Regions from separate parts of the Homo sapiens genome. Here regions 2, 3, 4 and 5 are each linked to region 1. A link is a loop called in an ENCODE intact Hi-C map of the cell type or tissue named here. Cell type or tissue: dorsolateral prefrontal cortex. All regions are shown on one strand. Region 1 overlaps CTNND2 (catenin delta 2). Region 2 overlaps CTNND2 (catenin delta 2). Region 3 overlaps CTNND2 (catenin delta 2). Region 4 overlaps CTNND2 (catenin delta 2). Region 5 holds the start of CTNND2 (catenin delta 2).

Region 1 (5,000 bases):
ACACAAATTTAACTGAAGTTTGCCACAAAGTTTTGTTTCCCATTTGAAGTTAAGAATTGGTGAAATACAATGTTTGTGAATGTTGTTTTATACATGTGTAAATTTTTGAAAAATAATTGTCATGTGATTAATATTTCCAGGGTTGACATAATCCTGCAATTCAAGGCTCCGTGTTTTTTTCGTTTTCAATCACTAGCATAATTTTTCTAGAGAAGCATCTAACTTTCTGACCAGGTCTGCCTTTTGGTTTATGTTATATTGAAGTAAATACAGATGATGTCCTGCATATTCTGAGGGGGGAGGGATTTTACTCCTGTAAAAATCATTCTGCAGGGGTCCAAAGTACAAGTCTGGAGAGGAACTCTGGCAGCAGTTTCAAAGAGAGGCACCTTTTTTGTGAATATTGACATTTATGCCAACCATCTATTGTGAACTTCCTATTCATGTGGTCTTTGTGGAGCCAGAAGCACTGATTTCTTTATATTAAACATAGCAATCTATGTCAGTTCATTCAACCCCATTACAGTACAATGAGTTAAATACGTGCTGTGGTCCAGTTGAATATTAGGTATGAATACAATGCAAATGTAGCCTGAAATCTAGATCCTTCTGAAGTGAAGAGACAGTGTGCTGTTTTTAAAGACTGTATCTATTTTGGTAAGATCAATAAATCAGAGGAAACTATTTTCTAGCATTTCTATTATAATAAACGAGAATAGATTTCAAAGAGAAGTTTTGCAGATCAAGGGCCCCAAAGTGTTATAAAGCTGTTTTCTTACATTTTTGAAGGCTAAGGAGCAAATAAAGATGAGTGATTCAGTATCACTAGCTTGGGGTAAGCGCTGTTCAAAGCGCACTGCCTCGCTTTCCCCCATTCATTCCTCTTCACTTCTATAAGCTGGCTGCTGTTATTTTTCCATTTTACAGCTGAGCAAACTAAATCCCGGGGAGCTAATGTAGCTTGCCCACAGTCTCACAGTCAGTAAGCAGAGAAGCTGGACTCAAGCCAAGGCAGGTAGCCTCCAGAGGCCATGCTCTTAGCTGTGTTGTTGTATTTCTAAAGGAAAAGTTTCGGTAAAAGGAACAGAGTGAGCATTTATGCATGGTTGAAATGAGGACAGTTCAGTTTTGTTAACTAACATTCCCTATCTCTTCAGACCGCTATGAGAATCCTACTGAAAACCTTTGCAACAGTGGCAGAGTTTAAAAGGGTCAGTGTGCACATTGCTCCCTGCAATGAACATCTTGTTTTAAAAGAAAAAAAATTACCCGTAATTTTGAAGACATAAGTACAAATTTAAGTAACTGTCTGCAGGCACATGAGCTCTAAATGGTTAGTGTTGTGGTAAAAAAATGCAGATTGTGATGGCATAAATGAGTCTTCATTACATCATTTTTTAATCCATTACACCATTATAGTGTGATAGTACTTTATATATATATTTGCTATGTTATTTTTATGTTATTTTTTCTTTTGTGTGTATCAGAGTCTTACTCCATCACCCAGGCTACCCAGGCTGGAGTGCAGTGGCATGATCTTGGCTCACTGCAACCTCCACCTCTCAGGTCAAGTTCAAGCAATTCTCGTGCCTCAGCCCCCAACACTGAGTAGCTGAGACTGCAGGTGCATGCCACCACGCCCAGCTAATTTTTTGTACTTTTTAGTAGAGATGAGGTTTCACCATGTTGTCTAGGCTGATCTTGAACTCTTGGCCTCAAGTGATCTGCCCACCTCAGCCTCCCAAAGTGCTGGGATTGCAGGCATGAGCTACCGTGCCTGGGCTGTTGCATTATTTTTAAATCGAATCTTTGGTGACTGAGAAGATACCTTACTGAAATTACTATTTAAACTCACTCAAAATAGGTTTTTAAAAATGTTTACATTTTTAAATATCCATGTGGAAAAGGAAATGTTTGACACATGTTCCGTGCCTCATGGCACCTACCTGGATTTTCCAGAAATGATGCTGGTGTCTAGCATCTCTAAAAACCCCTACTTCTTTCAAGGTCTCTTCAACCATTGGTAGAATCACACCTTCTACCATTGCCACTTTTGGATTTGAAACAGTTTTTTGGGACTTCGCAACAATCATTGGTTTGTTCCATCTGCCTCCTTTCTAGTTTTCTCATTAAAGTTTTTCTGGATGACAGCGATGATTTCCTACTCTTTTTCAAAGCCCATCTTCTTGTGCATCATACTATGACTTCACGTTCAACATCAGGAAATTCAGAGGAGGCAAAATGCCTCTCATTCTTCTCTCTAAGGGATCTAGTAAGAACATTAATGCCACTGGCAAAATCTTTTTTGCGAACTTTATTTGAATAGCCAGATGTTTGTGCAAAATATAATGAGCTACTAGAACTGAAGATTTTCCTTTATATCAGACAATTCTGGTTATTATCAGGACAGGTTTCTAACATTTGCAAAGTGTGTGCAGTCCTTTTAAATCACACGGTGGGCATTTGCCATTTCAGGGCTGGGCAAATAGATTGGTTCCCTCGTTGTTAACAGGCCCCCACACAAGGGAGTTGCAGAAAAGACAACCAGTTGCTTAGGTCTTTCAAGTTAATAAAAATATCTTAAAGGGCTCATTTATCTGTGTCCCAGTTAATGACTGGTGACATCTAGTGGTGGCTGGATTGCAGGCACTCAAATGGCTTTCCCCTGGAGAGGCAGATCCAAAATAAACTGTAGAAATGTTTTTCAAGCCTCTCAGATGAGACATTTACAGACTGATGAGGTCAAACCCCATCACCACGTAGCCCAATTGCCAAATCACCCATCACCAGCCATCAGCCATCACTGAGGATTAGCCGTTAGCTCCACGTGGGGAGAATCCATCAGGTCCCCTCCTGCAGAAGCATGCCCTTCCCAACAGTACTGTCTCATGGAAAGTCAGCTTCAGGTCGGGCACGGTGGCTCACGCCTGTAATTCCAGCACTTTGGGAGGCCGAGGTGGGTGGATTACCTGAGGTCAGAAGTTCGAGGCCAGACTGGCCAACATGGCGAAAACCCATCTCTACTAAAAATACAAAAATTAGCCGGGCGTGGTGGCGGGCGCCTGTAGTCCCAGCTACTCGGGAGGCTGAGGCAGGAGAATTGCTTGAACCCTGGAGATGGAGGTTGCAGTGAGCTGAGATCGCGCCATTGCACTCCAGCCTGGGCAACAGAGTTGGACTCCGTCTCAAAAAAGAAAGTCAGCTTTAGGTCGTCTCTTTGCATTTGTGGCAGTTCGAGAGTAGGAAGCATTTGTATCTCCCTGGAAGAGTTTCCACTTCTGAAGCCAACCCATAATGGCAGCTTCTTTATTAAAATATGTGCAGTGGAAATTATGCTAATTAAGCTGGAGTGTAATTATAGACTAGAAAGATTCTCTCTTGCAGTCTGAATTGAATTGTTGTAGATAAATGTGCATTAACTTAATAGTGTACAGCTAATTATGAAAGGTAAAGGGGAGGAAGAGATGTAATCAGTTCCACAATGTTTTAGAGATGCCGCTCTCCCAAGCGAACCCTCCCATGAAAGCCCAGGTAACCCTGTAATGAGAATTCTTCTAGCATTTGTGCCTGATTTTCAATACTGCAATTAAAATGGCCACTGGTGACTAATTAACCCATTTAACTCTATTTGTCTGTGGCACTTATTACAGCAGAGAGTTAAATGTGGTGACACTCTGCAGCTTTATGTCTTGTTCCAAGTATATTTGTGAAGTTAATTCCTTATTCTTTATTTATGCTTTTGTGTGTATTTATGATAATTATGGAAATGAGGCGAGAATCCATTGGCCCAGTGTGATTTTGCCATGCTCAACTAAAGCTGTATTCTGGGAAATAAATTATTTTTACTTAGAATTCAAACAAAGCCCAAGTGGTAGCAATACCTTTTGAGTCTGAGTTATTAATTTGAAGGATCTGAGAGGCATCAACATCATGCTGTAGTTAGGTGACGAAAAAGTTATTTTATTTTGTCAACTAAAGATCTCTAAATTCTGTTAGTAATGTGGATTTTTGTCTTTATGGATCAAAACTACCTGAACCAGTAAATGAAAGGTACTTTAAAAAATAGAAAGAGATGACCAGGCCTGGTGGCTCACACCTCTAATCCCAGCACTTTGGGAGGCTGAGGTGGGCAGATCACAAGGTCAGGAGTTCCAGACCAGCCTGGCTAACATGGTGAAACCCAGTCTCTACTAAAAATAAAAAAATTACCTGAGCATGGTGGTGCGATCCTGTAATCCCATCTACTCGGGAGGCTGAGGCAGGAGTATTGCTTGAACTGGGACCTGGGAGGCGGAGGTTGCAGTGAGCCAAGATTGCACCACTGCATTCCAGCCTGGGCTACAGAGCGAGACTCCATCTCAAAAAAAAAAAAAAAAAAAAAAAAATAGAGAATACATACAGTGATGCTGAGTGATTTGCAACTGATTTTGGACAACTTAATGCTATATGTCTTCTGAGCAGAACAGTTTAACACTCAGTCAAACGCTCCTAGAGTGTTTGGAGTACTTTTGTATTAAGGGAATAAAAGATTCAGCAAAACGCTACTGAGTAATACAGGAGTATGGTTTGGGGGCAAGTAAAAGGCCCGTCTGCAGTGTGGAGAGGAGCTTTGCAGAGGGTGGGACCATCCTGCAAAAGAAGGGCTTGTGTTGTGGGACATCACCCTCATGGTTTCTCCTGTGTGCCCCAGAAACTTGAAAGAAATCCCTTTAATTGTTTTTTCAGCTAGGAAAACCACCAGAAACTTTGAGATGTACATCAAGCTTTCACTGATTCCCTAAGATTTTTGTTTCCTCTGTTCTCTCATGTACATTATTTTTTCCAGTCCTATACACAGATTGTTTGAGACACTAATGTTCAATAACTCTGAATTTTAATTTCCTGAATCTTCTAACATATGTAACTTCTTTAGAACATTTATGGCAGTTTTTTTGATTTAATACAATTTAGCCTGTGTTTGTTTTGCTTCGAACTTGTTGATATCTTTCTTTTGCCAAGAT
Region 2 (5,000 bases), 230 kb before region 1:
ACCTAGCCCAGTAATATGCCGATATCAGGCAGTCAAAACTCAGGAACTCAGGAGGGGCTGGCTCTCTTTCTTCTCCCAGGTGTGGGGCCCAGTCCCACTCTCACACCATGTCACCAGTCCTGCTTTATGGCTAGTGTAATCCAAATAGTGTTCTTTGATGTTGAAGAACCTTATAAGCAGAACTTGGAACTAACATATACCACTGTTTCTATGGGAAAATGAATTTGGAATTCAAAACAACTGACTGAGTGTAGGGCTTTAGGAATATAATGCATCAATAGATGCAAGTAGATGCAAAATTTGCCAAATTTGTGGCAAATTCCTTTTACTGACAGTAATGAGGGATTCTTTGCCTCCCTGATTATGTAGAACCTTCCCAACTTCACCATGTACATGTGTAATATTTCATACACACTCCTACCTTAGGGTGGAGGGGGACTCCACAGCCCCAAGTGCATTTTCTGATGGAATGCAATATAACCAGTGCTGCTGCCCTGGACACCCCTATTTTCTGCGTCATGTGCATAAAGAGCAGCTCTAATTGGACTAGTCCTGTGAAGAAATCTTACAATAAAACATTGATGACCTAAATGATCTTTAGGATGGAAGCCAAACATGTTCTCAGTGTGACAGTTCTGAATGGTAGCAGAGCTGCACAGCATGTGCTGACAGGCAGTGAGGTTCCAGCCCTGGCCTGGTGCACCTGAAACCACTCATTCCTGACTGTTCTGAGGTCAAGACACAGGCTTTCAATGGGTTCTACTGTTTGTTCATGCCTTACAACAGCAATAGATGAATGCACTTTAGAAATACCCTTGGCAGAGTATTCATGGTGCTATTTTATCCAGGTAAGGAGAGACAAAAGGGAAGGTAATGGGGGGATTGTGTTCACTTGTATTTAGTGTAGCCCGATTCAGAATAAGCATGTTAAAGGATATCAAGTGAGAAAATATGGAAAAGACCTGAGACAGCATGGGGTGAGGAAAGGAGAAGAATTATAACAACATCATAGCAATGACTTGAGGTACTGCCAGATACACAGGTCCTCTTGTGGGAGAAGCATCTTTCGGGCCACTGGGTTGAGGGGTTGTGAAGAAGTCACTGGGGGGAGTGGGAGCAGAGAGGAGCTGGGAAATTGGGCCTAGGTGTCCTCACCCTCCTCAGATGTCAGCAAGAGCTGCTGGAGTCAGAACTTCGGTGATTTTCTGTTGCAAAAGTCACTTAAGAGCTGAACTTCAAGCCTTGTTCTGCCAGAGGCAGGAGAGAGGGAGTGGTGGGAATGCAGAAGTTCAAGAGAAAGAAGAGTCGTTGATGGAAGCCCTGCACTGCCTCCTGGAATGTGAAGATGCCCAGAATAAGCCAAGAGTCCAAAGTCCCCATATGCAGATCTCAAGGGGAAGTGATGGTCTCAGCTTGTATCTGGACTCAAGGGCAGTTCAAGGTTGACGCCAGTACAAAAACTGGATTAAATCTCAGTTGACTTGAGTCCTTTAGAATTAGCCTGTGGCTCACATAGTTAGCTTTGATTCTTTTAGGCTACAGGTGCATTTTGGAAACTGCAAGTTTTTGGTTTTTAGGTTATTAATTTGAATAAATAATTATTTTAAAGGGGATAGAAGAAATACTGTAAATATCAGCAATGCTACTAAATATTCCTCAAGATGAGGTTTTAAAGTGAAGTATTTGGCATTTAGTAAATGATTACTAATCTTTCTATTCATTCCACATATTTCGATAATTAATAAAGGTGACCATTTGACTGAAAAAAGACTTCCAATTTCAAGTCAGAGTCAGTTAAATACAGTTGTTAAAAATCATGAAGCACACTCTTAGTGTAATTATTTATCAGATGACAACTAAAGTAGCCACACTGTGGCAAAATGATTTCGTAAGGGGCTTCTGCTCTTTAAACACTAAGGCAAATTGATTCCTTAGGAAGGAAAGCAATTTTAAAGAACTTGTAAGTCAAGCAGTGAGGAGAAAGTTGACCCCTCCTATATCTAGAGAATGGCATTGGTGAAAGGATATTCACAGATATGAGAAATAATTAATGATGAAATGAAAGATTTGAGTCTGAATGGAATACTGAGAACAGAAAGTATAAGTGATCTTTCGTGGTCTTTTGTTCAATACAATAAAAATTACTTTTTTATTGACTCAATTGGTATCAGAGGCATAGCATTAATATGGCTGACCTCAATAAAGCATGGAACATTTCTCCATTTCTGAAGTGGATCTTTCTACTGCCATACTAACATTTGGAAAAACCACTTCATATCAATTATTCTTTTCTGAAACCTATCAGAAGTATTGGGAGCCATCCAAATAAGAAATACTGACATAATGGAATTGCTTATTATTCTCATATTTTCACAGTCCTTTCATCAAGCATTTCTCATTTTTATTGCAAATTTTCAGAAATGAGCGAATGCTTCAGGGGAGTTCAACCAAAAGGTGGCAGCACCTCTTTGAAAATTATTTGTATTTATTTTATTTCAAATTTTTTTTTCTTTCAAATACCACTCACACACGTTTGGTACTTGAGCCATATTATAATAGGTATTTACAGATGAGAAATCACTCTCTTTTTTTGTAAACAGACGAATGCAGTAAGTGATTGGTAAAACTGAACTTCAAAAAATGTCTGTTACCAATGAAAATTGTCCTTCTCTTTGGCCATGTGAGACCAAAAGGTCCATCATGTTTGATTATATAACAACAAATTGACCCTATCATCAGAGTGAGAAAATGTTCATGAAGTTCACTTAATCTATTAGCAGTGATTGTAATAATTATTCACTAGAAGGTTTAGAAACCTGCTAATCAGGATATTGTGACAACTACTATATTCTTAAGGACCACAAATAGATCTTTTGTTCCTGAGGGATAGATATTGAATTAACAGTCCTTTAAATTTCAATAATTTTCCTTATACCCAAATTCTACCATTTTTTAATAAAAAGATTTTTTAATCACTGTAATATTTGACATCTCTTTAATGTTATGTATCTAAAAATTTATATTTAAGTATTAATTCATAATTCTAAATTATCGCAGCTACAAATCTACAATAATAGTAAATTAACCTTTTTCATATCCTTAACCTTTTTCCTATGTTGAAAATATTTATAGAGAAAATTAGTAAAGCCAAATTCAAAATTTTTCTTAAAAGAATAGCATGTTCTTCTGAAATAAGACATTAAGTAAAACCTCATTGATTCTGATAAAATGAAGTCTGAAGGTTAGAATTCTGCTAAATGGAATTTAACTATTGTTGAATACTGACAGTTAACTGAAATTAATCTAAGTAAGGCAACAGCTCTTGTCAAAGTCTTGCATTGATATATAAATCACAGCCCAGTATACATGACTTCTAGACAATTATATATCTCCATTAAAGCAGCAATATTGTGCTTGCCTGTGTTTTGCTCAGATGTATAGATAAGAAGATGCCATTCTTTATAAGATTACAATACATTTAAACATTAAGTTAATTCAATGGCAGAAGTGTACAGCTCTAAGGAACCTTCAGGATCAATGATTTTCACGTCTGCTTTGATGGAGAATTCCTAGTGAAATCTTTCTCAGAAGTGCAGCCTATAGTTTAACCCAAGAGATGGAGTTTTAGTTGCTTGAAGTTGTGGAGCCTGAAATCTCAGTTCCTTCCCCTGTACCTCAGTTATCCCTGATACTTCAAACTCAGGGATTCTGCAGGTGAGACTGAAAGGTACTGATGGAATCATAACCCCATCCCTTTGCTTTCCACACAGCAGGCCAGGATGTGGTCATTTAAGCAAGGCCACGCAGGTCACTCATTCAAACCCAGTAACTGTAAGAATAATTGCATGAATAAAGATTAATTATTATTATTTTGAGACAGAGTCTCACTCCGTCATCCAGGCTGGAGTGTAATGGCAGGATCTGGGCTCACTGCAGCTCTGTCATCCAGGCTGGAGTGTAGTGGCGCAATCTTCCCTCTGCTTCCCAGGTTCAAGCAATTCTCCTGCCTCAGCCTCCTGAGTATCTGGGATTACAGGCACCCACAACCCTACCTAGCTAATTTTTATATTTTTAAGTAGAGACAGGGTTTCACCATGTTGGCCATACTGGTCTTACTCTCCTAGCCTCAAGTGATCTGCCCCCCTCAGCATCCCAAAGTGCTGGGATTACAGGCGTGAGCCACCACACCCAGCCTTTTCTTAATATTTATATGAAGAATAATTGCATGAATAAATATAGGTATGTATATATCTATTAATGAATATATATTTTTATTAATGATAGATATATCTTTATTAATGAAAGATGTATATACCTCTTAGTGAATAAAGACATATATATCTATTAATATGTATAGAAATTTTTATTTTACTACTTTGTATTAGTTTATTTCTTTTTCATGGAATAATGGCTGATAGGAGAAAGAAAGTCCAGATACACACACATACACACACACACACACACACACACACACACATATATATATATATAGCTGTAGAAAGAGATATCTGAAAATCATTCACAGAAAGCATATATATAGACATATGTACAGATATCTACATATGCATTTTCTGATATTTACACATACTTACAAATATGTGTAAGACACACCCACACTACTGAATAAAACCTTCCTTGTACCAAGACCTCAGGAAATGAAGAATGTTGCCCATCTTGTAAAGGCGAGAACACCAGTCTAAAAGCTCCTTTGCCACAGGGTAGTAACCATGGATTGATGCTTTCACCTTTTCTGAGAACATGCCAGTAAAATGCCGTTTACCTGCCCCATGTGGTAGTTGCAGAGTTCATGTGAAGCCACATGGGCATGTGTGGTTTATTAGCATCATAAAGCGATATATGGGATGTGTGCATGGTAGTATTCTGTGTTATGAGCTTTGAATGCTATACCCGGTTTCCATCTCACACTTAAAGATTACCCAGCAGCTTATTTTATGATTCCTCACATTGCAAAGGTTATGATGATTTTTGACAGCTGTCCT
Region 3 (5,000 bases), 350 kb before region 1:
GATTTAAGAAGTGGAAATCTTACATGCTTAAGGGGTAAAACAGTTGTTTTAATCATTCTGAAATTAATGTGAATGATATTAGTTTTACTTGCGTGTTTGCTTTTAGGGCTCTTTCTCCCTTGATATAATTGTCTCAACTCCATTTTGAAGTAGACAGGATATAAATGAATACTTCAGAATATATTTTTGAGGGTCCAGGTTTGTATGGAGGTAGGAATGGCTTCTGAGCCATGCTTTTGTGGGGGCAGATTTGCCTCTGTAAGATCGTGTTTTTCTGATAAGCACCTGACAGAGCTATAGTCAATCTGATCATTTTAGCCATTTTAACTGCATGGCCAGTTCAATCAATTGCACCTTTTAGAATGGTTTGGAATACGACCAAATCATCAAAAACTCTTCAGTTTATGAACCCATATGAATATAACTGAGATGTCCATTTCTGATAAGAACTCTTACAGCAAATAGTCAAAACACTTACATTATTATTGTGTTTATTGCAAAACCTATTATATGTAGTTGCATGCAATTGATGTTTAATATTAAGCTGGCTAGTTTCTTACCCTCAATCAAGGGTACAGTCATCTTGTTTTATGCTGGCAAGAAAATAAGTTCATTTACTTTTTGGTCTTCATTTAAATTAAATCTTAGCTTAGGAAACAGAATCTATTCATTATAAACTTCTACAGAAAAATCCTAATTTTAAGGTATTTTTAGACCTTGAGGAACAACTTGCATGATTTTTTACCAGAAATTTATGTTGGGTAATTGTTTGTAAATCCCAAAGAAGGCATGGGGTGATGTTCTTCTGTCTTATTTCTTAGTGAGCATTATGATAAACCTGGTATCAGGTCCCAGTTACTCATACTTAGATCTTTTTGGATTTTTAAGCATCCATTTGACAAATTTGAGTTTAGTTTTAATTTTAAGTGATGCTGAATATTTCATCTAAAAATACTGTATTTTGTTTGTGTATTATATTTGCAAGATGCAAAGAGTTTGGGACAAGGGAAGGAAAGTGCTTCAAGACAGCTTATAGAATCAGCCAACTATGACAGCCCCGCCTACATATGCTTAATGAGGCAATCCTTAGCATTAGGAGACAGCTTAGATGTTTAAAATTTTCAGATGGGAAACATATAACAAAGATAATTTACTCTTCCCAAGATATTAATGCTAAAGGTTGGGAGTAAAGCTGCTTCCTACCCAGAGTCACCTTTTTACAACATTCTCTTTTGTTGCATGAAGGAAGCTAAGTGCATTTTGATATATTATCTATAAACATCTAAATAAAATAAACTGTACCATATTGTATTTGTTATGTATTTATATTTGATTTCTTTCATGTTTTTAAATGATTTAAATGTATTTCTATAAGCTACAAATGCATGCCATTTACACGATTTTTTCTCAACCAAAAATACAAATTCCAAAGTTAAATCTGTGATCTAACAAAAACCTCTAATATAATATAAATGAAAAATCTGGAATCAACTCTGCATTAATTTTCAATAGTGAAATCAGCAAAGATGCTACTGGAAATATAAAATTTTTATGTTTGATAATTCAAACCTACTTACAAATAAAATATAATGATTAATGTAATCAACATGAAATTTACACTGAACAGATTTTTTTGCATTGCCAGAATATTACCAGTAATTATCCACCAATGTATCCATATTACAAAATTACTTTTTAAGAAGTATAAATGTGGTAGTCTAAAATCTGATACTTATTTTCCATAATGTTTTAAATATTGGTTTTATATGTTTGAATATGGCAGAATTATTTTAGATGGATGCATGTGTGTGTGTGTACACACATGCAGATACTCATCCACTCACATATACACCGTTCTTTCAGGAGACTCCTGAGAATGGCTGAGTAAACAGCAGTGAGCCAGGACCTACAACTATTCTTGATCTCTGGCATGAGACAGACAGGGTCAAGCAGACCACATTTTGGCTAATAAGTCATGTGTTCCATCAGGGCCATGTTGAGGTTCATATGCCCTGAGCACTAAATAGACTATTCAGGTATTCGACATCCAGAAATTCTGGGAATAGGCTTCCGAGCCACTAGGCTAAGTGTCACCTGGCACTTTTGCCTGGAACTAGGAAGAACAACTCCAGCCTCCAGATATAAAGAGCCCAGGATGTCACAGGTTATAATCATGGGGACTTCAAAACAGATAATAGACCCAGTGACCTATTGTTTTGAAAGGTAAGTTTTATTATAACTCAGGCATTGTGAGACCAACAGACCAGGAGACAACTGCTATTAAAAGATAGTTCTTTACTCATAGTTCCCAAAATGAGGGGCACCCCATGATATTCCAGGCTATACGGACAAGCACTGGGCCAGTCAGGAGGCAGAGGGAGCAAAGGGGAAATGTGGGCAAGCGCCTTTATTTGGCTTTCTGTATGAAGGAAGAATAAGGCTGGGTAAACAGGTTTAGGTTTGGATAGTTTGAATAATTTCAGCAGGCTGTGGGCTGTAGGCGCTGTCCTGGATTGTGTGCTCTCTGCCCCTGGGATGACTAGGCAGGGGAATATTGGTCCTGAATGTGACAGCCCTGTAGAGGAGGCAGTGATGTGATTGGGCACTGGATTGGTTACCTTGCATATGAAAGGTAGGCTGTTGGGCTGGTCATTTACTCTCTTTAGGGGTACACAAGCACTGGCAGGAGCTGTCCCTTCCAGGTCAGCCAGGTCCCAAGATGTCAAAACATCAGCATTACAGAAAATAAAAAAGGATGATTAGGATACCTATTAGCCATTATTCATTTCTTGGAAAGAATACCAAAAATAATGATGAAGCTACTGTTTTCAAAGTTTTTATTTAAGATTTATATTTTAAAATCAAGAAATGCAAAATATCATCGATTAAAATGCTTTTTGTTGATATTGAAATGCATTTCATACATTATTTTAAACATTTATTGAAAACATATTTGAAAATATCTAATCACTAAAGTATGATGGAAACTTCACAGGTCAGATAATAAGGTGAATCACATGATTTTTCTTCTGTGAGTGATTTAAATACCCACCAATCTGGATGCCCATTCATTTCATACCAACAGATGGCACCAGTAGTTAATGGAGAAGGGTTACGACTCTAGCTGGGATGAGTACAGTGAGAGAAATTTCCAGCTACTTGTGCAGCATTAAGAAACTGAGATATTTTAGATCATGTCATTTTTATAAACTCAGCCAAGCCAAAATGCATATGCCTTCTGTTTGGAATGTTTATCTAAACTTCTTTCTATGCCATCATGCAAACAAGTTCAGAAATTTAAAATATATTTATTACAACCCATGTAGAGAGTGCATATGGCTTCTGATCAACAGAGACTCCTGTACATAGGATTTAAAAAGACTAATTAATGAGTAACCCACTAGGACTACATATCAACTGTACTCTCAGACTGCATGCAGTGCCAGATAAAGGAAAGAAAAAATACTGAGAATAAATTTTGGTTTTGGGGTTTTTGTTTTTTGTTTTTGAGACACAGTCTCACTCTGTCACCTAGGCTGAAGTGCAGTGGCATGATCTCAGCTCAATGCAACCTCTGCCTGCCGGGTTCAAGTGATTCTCATGCCTCAGCCTCCGGAGTAGCTGGGATCACAGGCATGCACTACCACACCTGGCTACTTTTTGTATTTTTAGTAGAGATGGGTTTTCATCATGTTGGCCAGGCTGGTCTCGAACTCCATACCTCAGGTGATCCTCCCGTCTTGGCCTCCCAAAGTGCTAGGGTTACAGGCATGAGCCACTGTGCCTGGCCTGAGAATAATTTTGAGTTGTTTTTATTTTTAGGACTTTTATGTTTTTAGTGCATGTAAATAAAAGTCATACACCACAAAACTTCAGAAATAACATAATAACTTTTAAAAATGATTGTCGATTAATTTTGCAAAATATATTTCTTGAATTCACACAAGTTCCAAAGTTGCATAATTTTTTAAAAATGGAGGTAAACAGAATATGGTTTCTAGTTACTTAATTATGTTTCCTCAAATGTATTTTACATTTAGCTGAGAATGAATATCTGATAGATACAATAATCGGATAAAATCATATAAAATGAGTATACAAATGATACTCAATATATGTAAAATTAAGCTCGCCTAATTCCTGAAAGATTGATTGGGTAATAATCATAAGTGTTTGCTTTGAGTAGAATAAAGTGACATGACTGTGAAAAAAATCAATTTATGGTAAACTGTACCATGCAGTGGTAATTATTTCTTGGTAAAATTTCGGATAGTCAGAGGTGTGGAAAAATAAGAGGCTTAAGTAGTATTTTTACCAAATTACATTTATTATCATTTGACTCCAAAATCTATAAGATATATGTGCATGCACCTGTGTGGACATGTATGTGGGTTTATGAGTGTGTAGTGAATGTTGTGAAGACGTTTCCTAGGAGCAATTAGCAGCTTGTTCTAAGCAAGATGTTAAGGACACAAGTGGCCAGAAGTTTTTTCCTTTTTGGGTCCAAACCTGACCTGAACTAGCATGCAGCTCTTTATAGTTTTATTAATCTCACTAACTGTGAGCAAAATTGCGCATATTTTTGCAGAAACTTTAACGTGTTGATCCTAAGTGCTTCTCTTTGATTCCACAGTGTAGTTATAGTAATATATTTGTATTCAAACATTCTGAATTCAGAAATACGTCTAGCTCCAAGTGTTTTGTGTAGGGGATTGTGGGTCAGTAATTGATGGAGAGTTTCCTTTGAGATTTTTCAAATGACATGAAATGGACATCATGACACAAGTAGCTGGTATGGTTAGATATGAATGGTATTAAAAAAAAAAAGCCTGATAGGGTTAGGTAGAGGAGGCAGAGAATGATGAAGGTATAGGGCATGTTGTTAAAGTCCTAAATACGTGAAAAATAAAGGAGCCAAAACTTTTAGCAGCCCTTGAAGGATAGATATTAGCCATCAGTGTACCATCTATTACTATATTTACTTGAATTCCCTTTTCCAT
Region 4 (5,000 bases), 450 kb before region 1:
TAGAAATGTGGACCACAAATAAAGATTGCAGGAAGGCGAAGTAAACAGGGGAATTGTGACAATAAACTTAGCCTAAAACTCACTATGGTAAGTTGTCTTGTTTCAGAGTGCTAGATCACAATTTCCTATGTCTCCCATCCTTCTTGTGATGAGAATCTGATCCTCTCCCGTTGATAGACGAGCTCCATATTTCCTCTTCTTCATTCCAGTTAGGCTTAGGACTATGGTGGAAGGGAATGCATGTGACCAGGGCTACAGGGAAGTAGACCTCCTGCCTAGTTCTTCTGAGATGCTCATTCTTAGAAACCAGTCACCATGAGGTGAACATGCTCAAGACACTTGTAAAGAGGCCATGTGGACAGGCACGCAGTCTCCAGGCATGCAGCACCATCTGAACTCCTGGCTGATGCCAGCACTGACTTAGCAACCTTTCCAGTGAGCCATCAGCAGTGGAGCCCCGAGCCCCAGCTAATGCTGTGTGAAGCAGAGGCCATCTGTCCTCATTGATATTTGGAGATAGAGGACCAAAGCAGATGGTGGTTGTAATTTCAAGTCAGTAAATCTTGAGGTGGTTTGTTACACAGCAGTAGATAACCAATTCACTCATTTTTTCCATGTTTATAAAAAATCAGTCATGTTAGACCATTTTCTCTACTTCTAAGTCTTACGATTCTATGTAGCCTGGGGTGAATTTAAAAAAAAACAGCTTATTGAGATTTACTCACATACCATACTGTTCCCTTTTTTATGTGGTTTTGGTATAGTCACAGTCACTCCAGGAAACCACTATTATACTTTCTGCTTCTGCAGATTTTCTTATTCTGATTGTTTTATGTAAATGGAATTATAAATATATGGTCTTTTCTAAAGGGCTTATATTGCTTATCATAATGTTTCAAGTTTCATTCATGTTGTGGCATGCATCGGGATTTCATTACTTTTTACTGCCAAATAATATTCCACTGTATGGATACACCTCATTTCATTTATGCAGTCATTCATTGATGGCCATTTGGGTTGTGTTCACTTGTTGTCTATTGGGAATAGTGTTGCTGTGAATATTTGTGTACAAGTTTGTGTGGACATATGTTTTTATTTCCCTTGGGTAATAAAAACCTAAGAGTGGAAATGCTGGGTCACATGACAACACTAGGTTAACATTCTGAAGAACCGCCAGGCTGTTTCTGTATTTTATGAGGATTACAATATCTTCACATCCTTGCCAACACTTGATGTTTTCTGACTTTTTTGACTATAGGCAGAATAGTGAGCTGAGGTAACACTGAAATGAACTGCTAGACCAGAGCCTAAGAACATCAAAAAAATTCCATGGCAGACCAACAACACATTTTAAAATATGTAAATATTATATTTAAAAATATTAGCAATATATTTAGTCAGTAGACAAAATAAGCTCCCAAACATGAGTCGCGGCAGCATACCCACACCTGTGAAGAATATAGAAACCAAGTTACATATGTTGCAGGTGGGAAAATCAATGATGCTTGGCTTGCAAATTGTGGGTGGTCGGGTGAGACAGGAAGGGGGGCTGTAGGAGCTGTCTTCAAATATGGTTATGCAAAAGAAGAACCAAACTTTTGTTCAATAACTGTTGTACAACTGAGAAGAGCTTAGGATAAAGCGTCAAAATTTAGGAGAGGCAGGTCTCTGTCTTGTGCCAGATATGAATCTCAGTTACAAACTTGAGGAACTTTAAGCCTGAAAGGAATAACTCAAAGACTTAAGTAGCCCCCCATATATTTGGAAGGAACAAATAGGTTTGGGGTTTACATTGCTAGTGACAATGGCAAGTTTCACTGCAGATCTGCCTCTGGGATGTGTTCATAAGGTAGACTTTTTTTTAATGGAAAAAATGGTCTCAAAGATGCCAGCAAATGACAAATTTAGGGAAGTACTCTCAAGTACGGCCAGTTGCTGCTGTCTCTTTGGGAAATTCACTGACAAACAGTAATCAATGACAGACCTTTTGACCAGTGGGTGGCAGCACAGAGATGTACCATCGCTTGTCAGTAAATGTGCTGAGATGCAATTCTTTTTAGCCTGGGGTGTGGCTGGGTAAGCTCTTTGCACTGGCTTCGTCCATTGCCTTGCACAGCATGCTCAAAATATATTATCCTTTTCTAACTACCATATGAAACATAGGATACTAGGGTACGAAAAAAGTTGGAAAGGATCTGTGGTGTGTGTGTGTGTGTGTGTGTGTGTGTGTGTGTGTGTGTGTGTATATGTCAGAGCTACCCACAAATTCAAAGAGAGAAGTAGCGAAGTCCTAGATGTTAGAATTAAGCAAGGAGAATCTGAATGAATATCTGTGAGGGACTTAAATTAGAGTGAAGATTTAACTAAATGAACTAAGGTCTTCTCCAAATCATAGATGTTGTTAAACTCTGACATATAACTTGTTAGCTAGTAAAATCTACTTATTAGTATTTCATCGCTAAGGATAAATATTGCATATTATTTTTTAATCTTGACAACATTTAAATATAGTTTTGTTGTTGTTGTTCCTGCTAAGAATCTTTCCTCTGTGGTCTGAGATATCCATACTTTGTAAATATGTAGTATCTATAACAACAGACAATTTATTATGTAGCGTTAGGAACCATTGTCTCCACCACAAGTCTAGGTAAGGACTTGAGGTGGGACATCTGATTATCTTTGTTAATTAGGGGGAAAGTCACTCAGTACTACTGGGCTGTAATCTATTTTAAGGATAAGGTAATTTTCATGGCTTCTGCCATGACACAGAGTAAGCTACGTGACACTCGCTTCTGAAGGAGAAGTATGCCATCTTGTTTTAAGGACTGATTCATAAGTGGCCATAGAGTGTGGGCTAATATTCTGCATGATGGAAAAAGTGATACATTTGGAATCAGTAGACTTACTTCAGATTCCTCCAGCATTTTCTTACTGAACGGCCTTGGTTATGTAACATTTCTGAAACTGATTTTAATTATCTGATAAAATGAAGACAGTTAGCTCTCAGTGTTGTAATGGAATGTATGCATATAATAACACACATTTTACAAACACATATTAGTTTATTAGGATGCCCATGGAAATCTGTGCTCCTCAGTTGATATCAGCTTGATGAATTACTCTTTGCCATCTCTCTTAGACAATTAAGCAGTAAAGACTATGCAGTCTCAAGCTGGGGATTAAATCAGGAAATCCAATGGTGAATCTGGAGTTTCTTTAGTCACTAAGGAAATATGGAGAGAGGAGAGGATATTTGGTAGAGAAAAAATAATAATAAATGAGCTTTCAGAATTTAACTTATTGACAGATTATTACATGAGATGGTCTATAAATCCGCTGGAGAGAGAGTGCAGGAGGCGTTTCAAAGCTCCTTGATAACACTTCAACATGTTACATTTCAGTGTTCTGGGAGAAGATGTAGATTTTTTCTCTCTTACTTTTCTTATTTTTTTTTTTGTAAAAAAAGAAAATGTGTTAGAACTCTTGATAATCAGGTCATTTTTGTTGCTGTGACTTAAAACCCTCTGGATCACAAGTGTGTTTGCAAGTCCCAGCACCTGCCAATGTCTGATATCAAGAGGCTTTGGGGAAATCAAGGAGAACAAGTTGTGTTGCTCATCTCAGTCAGCACATAGAATAGTTATTGTCCGTGAATGGAGAAGGAGATATTTCCTACAGAAGCGGGAGCTCAGAGCCACAGATGACCAGTAGAACATGAAGTTCTGGGGTTTCCAGAAATCTTGGGTCAATTGAAATTCTCACAAAAGGTGGGATAGGAGACTCTAGATAGTCCTCATTAAATCTTAAGAACATTAGCCACTATTTGAATTATGCTGTGCAAAGTGTCCTTGTGCCCCTTTGAGACATCTTCCTTCTTTTGGATTCAATGGAAAGGGCCTGTCGTAGTGCCTGGAATATGGAAGCTGCTCTTTGCATAGTAGCTACAAATACGAATATTGAAATTATTTTATTAATTGATCATGAGTAACAATAGTAATAAATTTCACACTTAACCACTGAGATTGAATTGAATGTGCGAAATTCATTTCAAGAGTCCTGATGTTTTATTGCCATTGGACTATTTTATGGAAGTCAATAAAGCTATTTTATTTAAATTGTTGGAATATATTTAAGAAGGTGTTGATAGCATTAATGGTGAGTGATATGGTTTGGCTGTGTCCCCACCCAAATCTCACCTTGAATTGTAATAATCCCCAGATGTCAAGAGTGGGGCCAGGTGGAGATAACTGAATCATGGGGGCAGTTTCCCCCATACTGTTCCCATGGTAGTAAATAAGTCTCATGAGATCTGATGGCTTTAAAAATGGGAATTCCCCTGCACAATCTCTCTTTCGCCTGCCCCCATGTAAGACGTGACTTTCCTTCTCCTTTGCCTTCTGCCATGATTGTGAGGCCTCCTTAGCCATGCTGAATTGTGAGTCCATTAAACCTCTTTCCTTTATAAATTACCCAGTCTTAGGCACATCTTTTTTTTTTTTTTTTCACAGTCTCTTGCTCTGTCTCCCAGGCTGGAGTGCAGTGGCGTGATCTCAGCTCACTGCAACCTCTGCCCCCAGGGTTCTAGCAATTCTCCCACCTCAGCCTCCCAAGTAGCTGGGATTACAGGTGCCTGCCACCATGCCCGGCTAATTTTTTTTGTATTTGCAGTAGAAATGGGGCTTCACCATGTTGGCCAGGCTGGTCTCCAAGTCTTGACTTCAGGTGATCCACCTGCCTCAGCCTCCCAAAGTGCTGGGATTACAGGTGTAAGCCACTGTGCCCTGCCAGGTACGTCTTTATTAGCAGCGTGAGAACAAACTAATACAGTGAGTAAGGTGAAACTCATTTTCTGTCTTTTCAAAAAATCACTATTTCATAACAAAATTTCTAGTATCAAGACTAGTACTTTTGGCCGGGCATGGTGGCTCATGCTGGTAATCCCAGCACTTTGGGAGGCTGAGGTGGGTGGATCACCTGAGGTCAGGAGTTTGAGACCAGCC
Region 5 (5,000 bases), 640 kb before region 1:
ATTTACCACGGGAGAGGTCATGTGATAACAGTCAAAATGTATAAAACAGAAAACTCATTATATAAAGAATAATCTAACCTTAGAAAAGTTTGAGAAATGGAATGGGAAAGTGTAGGAATGTAATTTTAAGTAAATAAGAGGATAGGCATTTGTACACTATACTTTTTCTGGGTGGTAGAATTATGTTTTTCATAACTTTCTGATTTTTAAAGTTTTTTAAATGAGAACTTGTTACTTCTCTAATAAGCAAAAATAAATGTTTAACAAAATATTTATACAAACATACTCTAACACGAAATGCTCAATGATTTGAAAAATTCATTAAGTTCCTATTCCTAACAAAATATATGTTTAATCTTTGCAGAATCATAACGAAAATGATTTTTTCAAATAATTGAACATTTCATGTTAGAGTACATTTGTGTAAAGATTTTGTGAAACATTGATTTTTGCTTATTATAGAAGTATAATATACTTCACAAATAGAAAATCAAACTGCTCACATACATATTCTATGTACATAGACACAATCTCAGAGAATATGGAAAATAATGTTAGATAACTTTATCAACATATAAACTAAAGCAACACATTGTATGGAGTAGACAAAGCATATAAATATATAGACATGATGAAATATGACAAAAAGGTAAGCTACCTGACTCTGTAATCTGAATGTGATGTATTTTCAAATTCCTAAAAATTCAGTGAAAGCATGAAACACAACCAGTTTACCAAATGGAGATCCCTGTAAATTCTCATGATTAGTCTGCATGATATAATTACCTGCATGTAGGAGAAATTTAGTTAATGATTATTTGAAAGAAATGAATATGAAAAAGCTCACTGGCAAAATGGTATCTTCTAGGTGTCTTGATGACTGAATAAGATATGCGCAATCAGATAATAAGTGTGTTTTGATATAGCAAGCCGACGAAAACAGCAGAGGTGAAAGAGATATTCTAATGTCATGACTCATGTTCACCATCATTTACTAATTGCTCCCTATTTGCCAGGCATAGAGCCATTTGCTTATCATAGACTGATTCATTCATTTAATTTTCACAACAAAGCAAGAGGCAAGATTTGGCTTATTTATGGGTAATAAAATGAGAGCTTCAAGGATTTCATTTTAATGAGTAAATCAATTTCAGAACGTGTATTCTGTACAAACTTGAGAGTGACACTGGAGTGGGTAGAGAACATTAAGGAGAACAAAGACTGAAAATGAGGTATTTCATTTTGGGAGACAGTATAAAAATCGTTGAGGTGGACTCATTGTGCAATGCTTTGAACATGAATTTATTGGTCAGTGACAATAAAAAACTGGTCTTATATTATTCCTTAATTTATCTTCTAATACATATGATTTAGACCATATTCATTTACTCACTTTGTTGAAAAAATGTTTTAATTTTTGGAAATACATTGTGGGGGAAATACAGTAATAACAGCTATAGTGAGCAGAGGGGAGACATTACAGATAACATATATTTCAATTTGAGCTTGAATTTGATGCAGGTAACAGAATCCAACCACCACGGCTTAATCCAATATAGATGAACTTTCCTCCCATAACAGGAAGCCAATACACTGAGGCACACAGACAATTAGGAAGAAATGAGGACATTTGTGTTCCTCATTTCAGCTTCTGGTGGTGATTACCTCTCTGCAGTGCTTCAATTTCTGCTTCCCCCATAACCCCAATTCATAATTAAACTCTGGGAGGATAAGGAATTTGTTGTCTTCTCTATTGTTTGCTACTAATTCTCCAAATTTTGGCCAATACTGAACCACAGCGGATGGATGCTCAATAAACATTTGCTGAATGAATGAATGATACCATCATAGGAGTTGCAGCAATAATAAAAGGCAATTTGAGTGAAAATGTGAAGTTTGCAATCAAATAGTGAAATGACCCACACGTTGATCTTAACTAAAATGGTTAGTTTAAATTAGTTAACTACTTTACAGTCTTCAAAAACTTAGAGATACTTTCAGGTAACAAATATCATAACTTTTATGATCAAGAGCAAACAGTGTGTGTTAGCCTCCCAAATATATACACACATGTACTTATGATGACACTATTGGGTTACTATTTCAGGTAATTTGCTTTAAAATTTAAATTGTGAATTGAAAGAAGTATCATTACTCTCCCTATTTAAATGCTGAACAGCAACAATAATCACTCACCTGATTTCATTTCCCAATTTGAAAATTTCTCAATTGTTTATCAATGGGTAATTCACTTAAAAAATTACAAAAATATTATCTTCTATTTGAATCTCAATAGCAACAAACAATGCCATATTGAAACAGCTGTGACTTAAATAAGAATGCCATTCTCCTAAAATCGACATACTTTGAATTACAAAATAAGACACATACATTTATAAAAAATATTTGGAATTGTTAGATTTTATTTCTAAAGTTAAGTTACACTTCCATATAAAAACGTTTGCTTCAAATTTTGAAAAGTGATTTGAAAAATCAAGAGATATAGCATTTAGTATTTATATGTGATTTCTGTATCAGATAACTCTATTAATGCATAAACAGAAGAAATACAATGAAGGTTTTTCACTGAGCATTGAGTACTGTAATTTGAAAATAATAAACTAATAATGTTCTAGTCTCATAGTGAATTTGAGGATTCAGAATATTCCTTTATATAGGAACTATCGGAAGCAGGAGGCAAAAGATGGCAGCAGTGAGTCGTTCCAAGATCTAACATTATACATGTTCATTTTGCTTTATTTTTCAATATTATCTAATTGTGAATTGAATAATATCTTAAGTTACAAATTATTCTAGAATAATAAAAGTCATAAATGTTTCAATGAAATGGGGCACTGAGCAAATGAAATCAAAGCAGTCCAGGACATTGGACTTTACCACTCTGCTTCCTAAATAACCATATCACACCAGCCCCAGCCCCAACAGTATCTGTAGGGACTGCCTCCAGCTCATTTCCCAGACACACAATTAGTTGATAGAATTTGTCATTGCTCATCTCGATAGTAACTAAAAAACGTTAGAAAATTATTTTCTTTACTTAGATCTATATCAGGCATAAAAGACACATATATTACCTGTGGATAGCATCTACACATCTACCTCCATTTTAATCTAAAGAGTAACTGATGTCCCCTCATCTCCCTTTCCACCTCCCCACTGACTTCTTGAGTTAGAAGATGCAAAGAGAAAACCAAACGATAGCAGACTGACAGAAGCTCAGGTGGGAACTAAGAACATCTCTTGAAATATAATGTGGCCTAATGGATATGGTGCTGCTAATTTGTCTTGTACCACGTACTCAGTGTAATTGAACTGCCTTTCTGAGAACTAAGATAAAAATTACAATTAAACGTGTGATGAAAAAAATGGTCTTGCATGTCTTCCCTCACAGGACTCAGGATATTTTAATATCAAACTGGCTTTAAGACACTTGGAGTTAGCTTGGAGAACTGTTTTTTGCAGGTGAGACAAAGCCTGTGTGTGCATGTCCACACCTGGGGTAGGAGGAATAAAAGCGAACATTTGTACTGTTGTCAATAGTCTGCTTAATCTGCTCCTCCTAGCAATTATTTGTTACCTATTTAACCTCTGTACCGCTTTTCTCCTTCACTCTTACTTCCATTTATATTTCAACTTACTCCCAAGTATAATAAAGAATAGACTTGAATATTCAAATCATTTAAGTTTGTTGGATAATCTCTTTCAACACAAAATAGAAGCACAATGTTACTGAGAATCGTAAGCACCAAATCCCTTTTATTACAATTTCCTGCATTCTGTCATGCTTATTTGTGTTTCAGAAACAAGCTCTGCGGGGGTGGGGGGGGTGGGGGGGGTGGAGGAGATCACAACCTCAGACAGTCTGCGGTGTTCAGGGTCATGCCCGTGGCATAATTAGGAGGAACATTCGACCTGGCCCCTGGGCAGGCTGTGCCCTGCTTGGCTTGGCTTGTGAATGCAGCAGACGTGAGCCCCGTCCTGACTGCTGCTGAATCAGAGGGACAGGGGCGAAGGCCCAGAGGCCTTCCTTGGCACATGTTTTGGGTTTCGTTTTTCAACAAGACTTTGAATACGGTGATTCCACTTGCTGTATTTCACAGCAGGCTACGCATGGGGAAGTCCCGATGGGGTCAAGGAGCAGTCAAGCCAGGAGGTGATATGGAAAACTGATTTGAACGTGAAGAAGGCAATGCGAGATGCACTGGAAGACTGTGGGGAAGGATCAGGGGAGTGGTTCACTTTGAAATAAGGAAGAAAAGGAGGAAGAGAAGGTGGCAGAGATGCAGCAGAAGATACCAAGAGAGGAGGACAAGGTGGCACAAGAAGGGGAGGAGAGAGAACTTAATCTGCTCAAGTTCCAGACTGGGCAAGGGTCTTTCTTGCAGGAAGTTTACAGACATTCCAGTTTCAAATCTGAAGTGATTTTGCCTAAGGAGAAACCCTCACTACCCGCCAAAAACATGCCATCTGAACAGGGAAGGTGATGGCAAGATTGGGCAGGTGCTGTGGAGAAGACCTCTGCTGGACTTCGTGCCTCCTTAGCTCTGGAATCACAGGATCTGCAAGAGCATCTACCTGCGCTCACCAGCACGTTCCGCCAGCCTCCCTCCCCCAACCCACCTGGCCACTCTAGGACCCCTCGCACCCTGGTCCTTTGTTGCAGGCTGACATCTGCCCCACCAGAGTCAACTGTCAGCGCCTTGCACGTGAATTAGGGAAGCGGAGTAACCTGGGGTTCCATCCCTTCCCGGGTCCCTTCCAGCTTTCGCCTAGCTCCGGAGCATCCACCCATCTCAGGTCCAGGGCGTGCGTTCCCAAGGATGCTCGGCCCTCTCCCAACCCGCGGCCTCCTCCCCTCTCTCCCGCGGCTGCCGCTGCTGCCGCGAAAACCAGGAGAAGTGGAACGCGCGCGGCGAAGCGCCGCTCTCGCGGCGGCACTGGGCATGCTCCGCACCCGGGGCCGGTTTCGGCGGCGGGGC

The links. Peaks named below come from ENCODE experiments on the same cell type or tissue, not always from the same donor. Only the 100,000 strongest peaks of a DNase experiment are listed, where the experiment ranks them.
Region 2: it touches region 1 in a loop (4-fold over the local background); 44 of 110 quality-filtered maps call a loop at or near these places.
Region 3: it touches region 1 in a loop (4-fold over the local background); 28 of 110 quality-filtered maps call a loop at or near these places.
Region 4: it touches region 1 in a loop (3.0-fold over the local background); 15 of 110 quality-filtered maps call a loop at or near these places.
Region 5: it touches region 1 in a loop (3-fold over the local background); 3 of 110 quality-filtered maps call a loop at or near these places.

The regions. Positions count from the first base shown.
Region 1 is chr5:11,265,084-11,270,083 of GRCh38, reverse strand. The region is part of intron 9 of CTNND2 (catenin delta 2); the gene reads left to right. Among named protein-coding and RNA genes, the nearest start is that of CTD-2154B17.1, 480 kb to the right of the region's middle. In dorsolateral prefrontal cortex, CTCF peaks have their summits at 2,437 and 2,643 (motif pointing left); a DNase peak (open chromatin) is centred at 2,623; H3K27ac peaks cover 2,150 bases.
Region 2 is chr5:11,491,983-11,496,982 of GRCh38, reverse strand. All of the region lies in intron 3 of CTNND2 (catenin delta 2), which reads left to right. Among named protein-coding and RNA genes, the nearest start is that of CTNND2, 410 kb to the left of the region's middle. In dorsolateral prefrontal cortex, CTCF peaks have their summits at 2,256 and 2,457 (motif pointing right); no DNase peak of the experiment used is centred here; H3K27ac peaks cover 1,841 bases.
Region 3 is chr5:11,617,916-11,622,915 of GRCh38, reverse strand. The region is part of intron 2 of CTNND2 (catenin delta 2); the gene reads left to right. Among named protein-coding and RNA genes, the nearest start is that of CTNND2, 280 kb to the left of the region's middle. In dorsolateral prefrontal cortex, a CTCF peak has its summit at 3,079 (motif pointing right); no DNase peak of the experiment used is centred here.
Region 4 is chr5:11,717,078-11,722,077 of GRCh38, reverse strand. The region is part of intron 2 of CTNND2 (catenin delta 2); the gene reads left to right. Among named protein-coding and RNA genes, the nearest start is that of CTNND2, 180 kb to the left of the region's middle. In dorsolateral prefrontal cortex, a CTCF peak has its summit at 1,985 (motif pointing right); a DNase peak (open chromatin) is centred at 2,007.
Region 5 is chr5:11,904,418-11,909,417 of GRCh38, reverse strand. It overlaps CTNND2 (catenin delta 2), which reads left to right and starts at 4,972. Exons shown (of 22, transcript NM_001332.4): 1 at 4,972-5,000. In dorsolateral prefrontal cortex, a CTCF peak has its summit at 2,700; DNase peaks (open chromatin) are centred at 2,706 and 4,867; H3K4me3 peaks cover 1,101 bases; H3K27ac peaks cover 1,147 bases.